Linked DNA regions of Homo sapiens: region 2 is linked to region 1. Evidence: read pairs that join two places in POLR2A ChIA-PET (ENCODE). Cell type or tissue: PC-9. All regions are shown on one strand. Each heading gives the region's core, and the rest is flanking DNA. Links, peaks and the distances in the headings are about the cores only. Region 1 overlaps IMPA2 (inositol monophosphatase 2). Region 2 overlaps LOC101927511 (a long non-coding RNA gene).

Region 1 (4,392 bases), core at 157-4,156:
ACTGTTCAGCGCACTGCCTGCTCACGGATCAGTCCCCAGTCTGCGGCGGTGCCTCTTCCTCGCTGGGGCTGTCCTTGGGCTTCTGAGATTCCGCTGGCTTTACAGATGCATTCTCCATTCTTCACACATCAGCAATTTTGAGGATTTCTTGTGGGGTTTGGTTAGAGTCACAAGTAACATTCTTTTTTTCAGCAACAAAAGGGGCCTTTCTAAAAAATTAAGCTTTTTCAATAACTTCTGGTTACTAATACTTGATTATGATGTTAATTTTTAAAGTTTTGTTTGTCTGAATATATTTTAAAATTGTACTTATTTAGCAAAAGCAAGCTTGCTTTTATGTCCAGGTCTCATTTTAAATGCAGGCACTGCTTTTTCTCAGTTCCTTTTGGAAAGGTAATTTCTGTCACAGTGTAATGTGTTATCCTAACGCCTAGCGCAGCCTTCATCTTTGAATAACAATGTTTTTTCCCACATCAAACGAGTGAACCATCTTTGTTTTCTGTCCTGCCTCTGCCGCCCACAGCTTGAATTCGGAGTGATTTACCACTGCACAGAGGAGCGGCTGTACACGGGCCGGCGGGGTCGGGGCGCCTTCTGCAATGGCCAGCGGCTCCGGGTCTCCGGGGAGACAGGTGGGCTTCACAACGCTCGTCTCAGTTTACTTCTGAAATAAAAGTGTGAAAGGAGAATGCCAAAGCCACCATGATGTGGGACGGTGGTGGAGGTCCCTTGCTGATGGTGTCATCTCTTTTTAGGGACATCGTGTCCCTGATGAACTGGAAATGGAGCCAGTTCTGTATGTTAGTGTTTTTGTTCACGTGGCCAGGAGCTTTAAATAACCTCATTCTGCTTTGCGCTCACATCCCTCATCTTTCAGGCTAAAAGTACTCCAGTCGCAGTCACGATTTGGTTGTAGTGGGATTGGGTGAGCAGCCCGAGGCCAGGTGCTTGTTCCCCTCAGAGCACCCGGCACACCTCGGTGGTCCCGATTTTGCCCAGGCACTGCTGCCCAGGTGCAGTCTGTGGCCCCTGAGTGTGCACAACAGTAACTGGCTTCAGCTTCTGTGAGAAGAGCCATCCTGGGGAATGAGTCATGTGAAGAGGCACCTTAGCCCCTCTGCAGTTATGGCCTGCCGTGATTTCCTTAGCCCAGAATCTCAGGGTCATCCAGTGGCTCTGAGAGAGGGGTTCCCATTCCCTGCATACTGCCTGGAACCGCCTGTCCTGAATGGGCCAGTTTAGGTTTTCACTGATTCTTTTCGGCCTTTCTCCCACATGGATGAATCTGGTGATATTTTAACTGCATTGTGAGACAGGTACTGTAGGGAACAGAAGAATGCCAGACAAATGAGAGAAGCCTCAGACTAGCAGCAGCTGCATGGGAGATTTTACAAGCTCCATAATACCTGCATGTCTGGGTTTGAAAAGGCGGAAGTGCACTGCTGCTTGTTTCTGCCTTGTGTGTCTCTGGCGTGGACATCATGCAGGGCCCCCCATCTCATTCCCTGCCAGTTACACTCTTTCTTCTGCTCTCCCATCAGCCTCCCTGCCGCCTCCCCTCTTGACCCACTTCCAGCCTCTCTTAAAAATTCCTTTCCTGGCAACCTTTCTTCATTGTCTCTATTTATTCCTACTTCTTTCCTCCCTGGCTGATGCCTGTGTGCCCAGATGGCCTTCGAGGCAGCGAGAGGAGCTATGGCCATGGCCCATCTCTGCTGCTGTGAGCCCGTGCGGCCAGGAAAGTGGCGGGCCAGGATGGATGAGGTGTCAGGAGAGGGCCCGCCACTGTGTGAGGGACACGAAGGGCAAGATTGTGCAAAGGAGAGGAGGTGGCTGCAGGAGAGCCCAGAGCAGGGGAAGGGAGAAGTCATGGGGGCCTCTGAGGGGCAACCAGCAGTTGGACTCACCAGTTAGAGCTTCTGATCCCAGAGAGGCCTTGGAATGGCCTCTGGCCCTGCCTCACCTTCCCTCTCCAGAAGTGTTTTGTTTGGCAGTGAAAAAAGTAGCTTTAATTACAGCTGTGCGTGCCAGGAGGTGCCCACTCCAGCCTCATTGTGTAACTGGTGGTGAGGAAGCATGCTACTAAGCATGCTCGGGTGAACTTTGCTCTATATTTCACTGGATTATAACACTGAACTCTATTAACATGCTCTTGGCATCCTGGCTGCCCGCCCGTGTAGCTCAGTCAGGCTGCAACTCTGCGTCCTCCCAGCCTGCAGGCTGCTAGCTCAAGCACCAACTCCACTAGGGCAAGGGCTTTGTCCAGGGCCCCTTTATGTGGCCCCCAGTAGGCCTGGTAATTTCGTAGAATGAAGGAAACATGAAGTGCTCATGTTCTGAAACTCATTTGTGACTTTAGAAAAATTCTGATGGATAAAATGCATAGCAGATAGCTGCTGCTAGTCTGAGGCTTCTCTCATTTGTCTGGTATTCTTCTGTTCCCTACAGTACCTGTCTCACAATGCTATAAAATATCACCAAATTCCTCCATATGGGAGAAAGGCCAAAAAGAATCAGTGAAAACCTAAACTGGCCCATTCAGGACAGGCGGTTCCACGTGTTTTCTACCATGGTTGTTTTCTTTCCTATGGGTAGATGGACTTCAGGAGGTGACAGTGCATGCTCTTCAGCAGCACGGTCTCTTGGCACCATGCAGACCCAATTTCAGATCCTGATTCTGCCGCTTTTTTTTTTTTTTTTCTGAGATGGAGTCTTGCTCTGTCACCCAGGCTGGAGTGCAGTGGCACAATCTTGGCTCACTGCAACCTCCACCTCCTGGGTTCAAGTGATTCTTCTGCCTCCCAAGCAGCTGGGATTACAGGTGCGCACCACCACACCTGACTAATTTTGTATTTTTAGTAGAGACGGGGTTTCACCATGTTGGCCAGGCTGGTCTCAAACTCCTGACCTCAAGTGATCCACCCGCCTCGGCCTCCCAGAGTGTTGGGCTTACAGGTGTGAGCCACCACACCTGGCCGATTCTGCCACTTTCTAAGGTGACTAGAACTCGAGCAAGTTCCTTAACCTCTCTGAATCTCAGTCCTCATATTGAAAACGGGGATGCTGATGATAATAAAAATAACCGAGAGGATTAAATAAGTTACGCATATAAAGCACCCAGCATAGTGCCTGGGGCACAGTATCCTAAAATGAGAACCATTATCAAAGAAGAAACTTGAATCTTTGCACAAAACCAATCAAGTCATGCCCCGTTGTTAAAATTAGGACTTGTTTCTGGAGGACACAGTCATTAAAACAAGCACCACTAATCTCTCTCTCTTTCTCCCTCTCTCTTTCTGCTTCCCTTGGCTTCCCCTTTCTTATTTCTATTATGCCTTGCTGGAATATCTTCAACTCACAAGTTAAAAAACAGCACTGGATAGAGGTAAAGGATTAGAAGAAGGCAAGAATTTTATTAGCTGCTTCTTCAAATTCTACCATGCAAATTTCAGACATACACAAAGTACACAGAAAAAGCAAAATGATGCCCCATGACCCCTCACATGGCAGCACGCCTGCTTCGTGTGTGTCCACCAGCTCCCGCCACCCCCAGCTGCCTGGAGCCAATCCCAGGCATCAGGTCACTTCCTAGTCAGTACTTCAGCGTGTCTCCAAAAACAGACTGCTCTCTTACAAATACAATCACATCATCAATATCACTCTCTACCCAAAATGCATCCCTAAAATCAGCAAATAATCCCATCAGTGTTCAAATTTCCAATTGTCTCGTTTTTATGGAAAGTGGCCTCCTAAGGTCATAGTCTGCGTTCTGGGGGGACTTCCTGTTCCTGGGTCAGTCTTTGTTGCCTTTTCACTGGACTGTGCTAGGAAGTACGTATTTTTTATTTGTTTTGTTTTGTTTTTTGAAACAGGATCTCACTCTGTCACCCAGGCTGGAGTGCGGTGGTGCAGTCTTGGCTCACTGCAGCCTCCACATCCTAGGTTCAAGCAATTCTCCTGCCTCATCCTCCTGAGTAGCTGGGACTACAGGCATGCGCCACCACATCTGGCTAATTTTTTTGTATTTTTTAGTAGAGACGGGGTTTCACCATGTTGGCCAGGCTGGTCTCAAACTGCTGACCTCAAGTGAGCCTTTTGCCTCGGCCTCCGAAAGTGCTGGGGTTACAGTTGTGAGCCACTGCACCTGACCATATTTTTAAAATATAGAGTCGATAATGAGTTATACTGGGTTTTTTTTTTTCTGTTTTTTTTTTTCTGAGATGGAGTTTCACTCTTGTTGCCCAGGCTGGAGTGCAATGGGGCGATCTCGGCTCACTGCAACCTCCGCCTCCCTGGTTCAAGTGATTTTCCTCCTAAGCCTCCCAAGTAGCTGGGATTACAGGCGCATGCCACCATGCCCAGCTAATTTTTGTATTTTTAGTGGAGACAGGG
Region 2 (4,392 bases), core at 276-4,275, 90 kb before region 1:
CAGTCCCATAAGATTATAATGGAAATGAAAAATCCCTATTGTCTAGTGATGTCAGTGCCATAGTAAAGTTGTATAGCAACGCATTGCTCATGTGTTTGTGGCGGTGCTGGTATAAACACACCTGCTTCACGGCCAGTCATGTAAAAGTCCAGTACATGCAATTATGTGCGGTACATCATACTTGATAATGACAGCGAATGACTTTCGCTGGTTTATGTATTTACCATGCTATTTTCCTTATCATTACATTAGAGTATATACTCATTCTGCTTATAAACAAAAGTGAACAGCCTCAGACAGGTTCCTGCAGGAGGTGCTTCAGAAAGCATTGTTATCTTGTTGTCACAGGAGGTGACAGCTCCATGTGTGTTACTGTCCCTGAAGACCCTATAGTGAGACAAGATGTGGAGATGAAAATCAGTGATATTGATGATCCTGAGCCTGTGTAGGCCTAGGCTAAGGTAGATGTTTGTGTCTTATTTTTAAATAAAACATCTGAAAGGTAAAAAGAAAAAAAAATTTAAATAGAAAAAAAAGCTTATAGAATAAGAATATAAAGAAGTTATATATATATATATATATATATTTATTTATTTATTTATTTATTTATTTATTTATTTATTTTTTGAGACAGAGTCTTGCTCAGTCACCCAGGCTGGAGTGCAGTGGCGCAATCTCCACTCACTACAAGCTCCACCTCCTGAGTTTGTGCCATTCTCCTGCCTCAGCCTCCCGAGTAGCTGGGACCACAAGTACCCGCCACCACGCCCAGCTAATTGTTTTGTTTTGTTTTTTTTTGTATTTTTAGTAGAGACGGGGTTTCACCGTGTTAGCCAGGATGCTCTCGATCTCCCAACCTTGTGATCTGCCCGCCTAGGCCTCCCAAAGTGCTGGGATTACAGGCTTGAGCCACCACGCCTGGCCAAGAAAGAAAATATTTTTGATTAGCCAGGCATGATGTTATATACCTGTAGTCCCAGCTACTCTGGAGACTGAGGCAGGAGGATCACCTGAGCCCGGGATTTTGAGGTTGTCATGAGCTATGATCACACCAATGCACTCTAGCCTGGGGAATAAAACAAGACTGTCTCAAAAAAAAAAAAAAGAAAGAAAGAAAGAAAGAAGGAAAGAAAGAAAGAAAGAAAGAGAAAGAAAAAGATATGTTTGGTTCAGCTGTACAATGTGTTTGTGGTTTAAGCTGTGTTATTACAAATTACTCAAAAAGCTTTTAAAAATTAAAAAGTCTTCTAAGTTAAAGTTATTGTAAGCTAAGTTTAATTTATTCTTTTAAAAGACTTAGGAAATTTAGTATAGCTTAAGTGTACAGTGTTTATAAAGTCTACAGTAGTGTATAGTGATGTTCTAGGCCTTCACCTTCACCCACCACTCACTCACTGACTCAAGAGCAACTTCCAGTCCTGCAAGCTCCATTTATGGTAAATGCCTATACAGGGGGTAGCATATTTTCTCCTTTATTTATTTATTTATTTATTTTTGAGACAGAGTTTTGCTCTTGTTGCCCAGGCCGGAGTGCAATGGCGCAATCTCGCTCACCGCAACCTCCGCCTCCCGGGTTCAAGCGATTCTCCTGCCTCAGCCTCCTGAATAGCTGGGATTACAGGCATGTGCCACCACACCCAGCTAATTTTGTATTTTTAGTAGAGACGGGGTTTCTCCATGTTGGTCAGGCTGGTCTTGAACTCCCAACCTCAGGTGATCCACCCACCTCAGCCTCCCAAAGTGCTGGGATTACAGTTGTGAGCCACCGAGCCCGGCTTCTCTTTTATACTGTATTTTTATTGAACCTTTTCTGTTTAGATACACAAGTACTGACCATTGTGTTTCAACAGCCTGCAGTATTCAGGACAGCCACGTGCTGGGCAGGTTTGTAGCCGAGGAGTAATAGGCTATATCGTATAGCCTGGGTGTATAGTCAGCTGTACCATCTAGGTTGTGTAAGTACACTCTGTGATGTTTGCCTAATGAGGCACTTCCCAGAACTTATCCCCATGGTTAAGCAATGCATGACTATAAATGAAACATGAATAAGATCAAGATGTAAATGGTGGCTGGGGGCAGTGGCTCACTCCTGTAATCCCAGCACTTTGGGAGGTGAGGCGGGTGGATCACTTGAGGGCAGGAGTTCGAGACCAGCCTGACCAACATGGCGAAACCTTGTCTCTACTAAAAATACAAAAATTAGCCAGGCATGGTGGCACACGCCTGTAATCCCAGCTACTTGGGAGGCTGAGGCAGGAGAATCACTTGAACCCGGGAGGTGGAAGTTGCCATGAGCTGAGATCACGCCACTGCACTCCAGACGGGGCAACAGAGCGAGACTCCATCTGTAAGAATTAAAGAGGAAAGAAACATGAAAAGCAGCTCAACAGTCAAAGACAGGTTTATTTTGGAAAATAAACTTGAGAGGGGCTTCTGGCCATTTTTGGTCAGGAGCGCTTTCTCTTATAGACTAAGAGTATTTATTGGTTTTAGGGTGAGGGAGCTTATCACAGGCTCAGAATGTTTCTGCATGAGGGAGAAGTTTATTTTGGGGTTGGAACGTCTCTAGTTGGACGGGAGGTTATCTTGAGGCTGACATCTCTCTGGCCTGTGGGGAGGTTATCTCGGGGATGGCATGTCTCTGGTCGGGGAGGTGTTTATCTTGTGGTTGGAATGTTTCTGGCCAGAGTTGTCATTTGTGGTTTATGGCCATGCTGACCTTAGCCATTAGGCTGATGCCCTTTGGATTTAGGTGGTTTTTGATCAAGGGGGACTTTAGAAGGACAGTGCTTGTCCAAGACGGCGATCCTCCTGCCCTGTCACCATCTCCCCCACCACAAAGAAAAAGATGTAAATTGAATCTGAACCTGTATTCGTTCCCTATTGCTGCTCTAAGAAACTATTGGTAAACACAGTAGCTTTGGGCAGGGCATGATGGCCCCGGCAGGCTGAGGCAGGAGGATGGTTTTAGCCCAGCGGGTGGAGGCTGGAGTGAGCTATGATCGTGCTGCCGCACTCTAGCCTGCACAACAGAGTGAGACCCTGTCTCAAAAAATGATAATAATACAAAATAAACATAGTCGTTTGAAAAAGCACCAATTTATTATTGAAAAAGCACAAATTTATTAATGCTGAAGATTGGAAGCCCAACACAGGTCTTACTGGACTAAAATAAAGAGGTCGACAGGACCGTGTTCTTTCTGGAAGCCCTAGGAGAGACTCCATTTCCTCACCTTTCTCAGCATCTAGAGGCTGCCCACATTCCTTGGTTCTTGGTCCCTTCCTTCATGTTCGAACACAGCAACAGTGGTTGAGTTCTTTCCAGATGGCACCACTCTGATATCCTCTTCTGCCTCCCTCTTCCACGTTTAAGGATTTATGTGATTACACTGTGTCCATCTGGATCATGTCCCACTTTTAAGATCAGCTAATTAGCAACTGAGGGTTTTTTTTGGCTGGGCATGGTGGCTCACGCCTGTAATCCCAGCACTTTGGGAGGCCAAGGCGGGTGGATCACCTGAGGTCTGGAGTTTGAGACCAGCCTGGCCAACATGGTGTAACCCCATCTCTACTAAAAATACAAAAAATTAGCCAGGCGTGGTGGTGGGCACCTGTAATCCCAGCTACTCGGGAGGCTGAGGCAGGAGAATTGCTTGAACTTGGGGGACAGAGGTTGCAGAGAGCTGAAATCGTGCCATTGCACTCCAGCCTGGGAAACAAGAGTGAAACTCCATCTCAAAAAGAAAAAAAAAACAACTGAGGGTTTTTTCTTCCTCTTGACATCAACCGTGTCTTTTCCAACACCACTTCTCCAACTCTCTGATGCCAGCTTGGTGTCCTACAATTCAATTCCTTTCTGACACTACCTGGAGTTATTGTGTGACTCCACAGTCACACAAGACTGTCCTTAGACACCAAAGAAAGGACTGGGTTCCCAGGTTAGCCTAACTTCTGCTGATTGACCTACAAAGGAAAGTTCCTACAAAGAGGTTTCAACTACCTCATTACCCCAAGGTTAAATAATTTGCTAGAATGACTCACAGAACTCAGGAAAAGCTGTGCTTACTCTTACCGTTTATTATAGAGTACAAATGAACAACCAGATGAAGAAGTACCCAGGACAAGGTAAGTCCCGAGTGCAGAAGCCACTGTCTCAGTCAAGATGGGGTGCACCACCCTCTGGGATGAGGATGTGTTTGCCAACTTGGAAGCTCCCTGAACCCCATCATTTAGGGGCTTCTATGGAGGCTTCAGTCCATAGGTTTGACTGTGGCCACTGGTGATCAGCTCAATCTCCAGCCACTCTCCCTTCCCTGGAGGTTGGGGGAGGGGGTGCAGGAAATGCTGATCTTCTAATCAAGCTTGGTCTTTCTGGCAGCCAGCTCCCACCCT

What was found. ChIA-PET counts read pairs that join two places held together with the same protein. Peaks named below come from ENCODE experiments on the same cell type or tissue, not always from the same donor. Only the 100,000 strongest peaks of a DNase experiment are listed, where the experiment ranks them.
Region 2: POLR2A ChIA-PET joins it to region 1 with 8 read pairs; 5 of 35 experiments call an interaction of 5 or more read pairs at or near these places.

What each region holds. Positions count from the first base shown.
Region 1 is chr18:12,013,742-12,018,133 of GRCh38, forward strand. It overlaps IMPA2 (inositol monophosphatase 2), which reads left to right. Exons shown (of 8, transcript NM_014214.3): 5 at 524-632. Among named protein-coding and RNA genes, the nearest start is that of IMPA2, 34 kb to the left of the region's middle. In PC-9, for the core only: no CTCF peak of the experiment used is centred there; a DNase peak (open chromatin) is centred at 2,080; H3K27ac peaks cover 1,376 bases.
Region 2 is chr18:11,923,318-11,927,709 of GRCh38, forward strand. The region is part of intron 2 of LOC101927511 (a long non-coding RNA gene); the gene reads right to left. Among named protein-coding and RNA genes, the nearest start is that of MPPE1, 17 kb to the left of the region's middle. In PC-9, for the core only: no CTCF peak of the experiment used is centred there; a DNase peak (open chromatin) is centred at 1,954.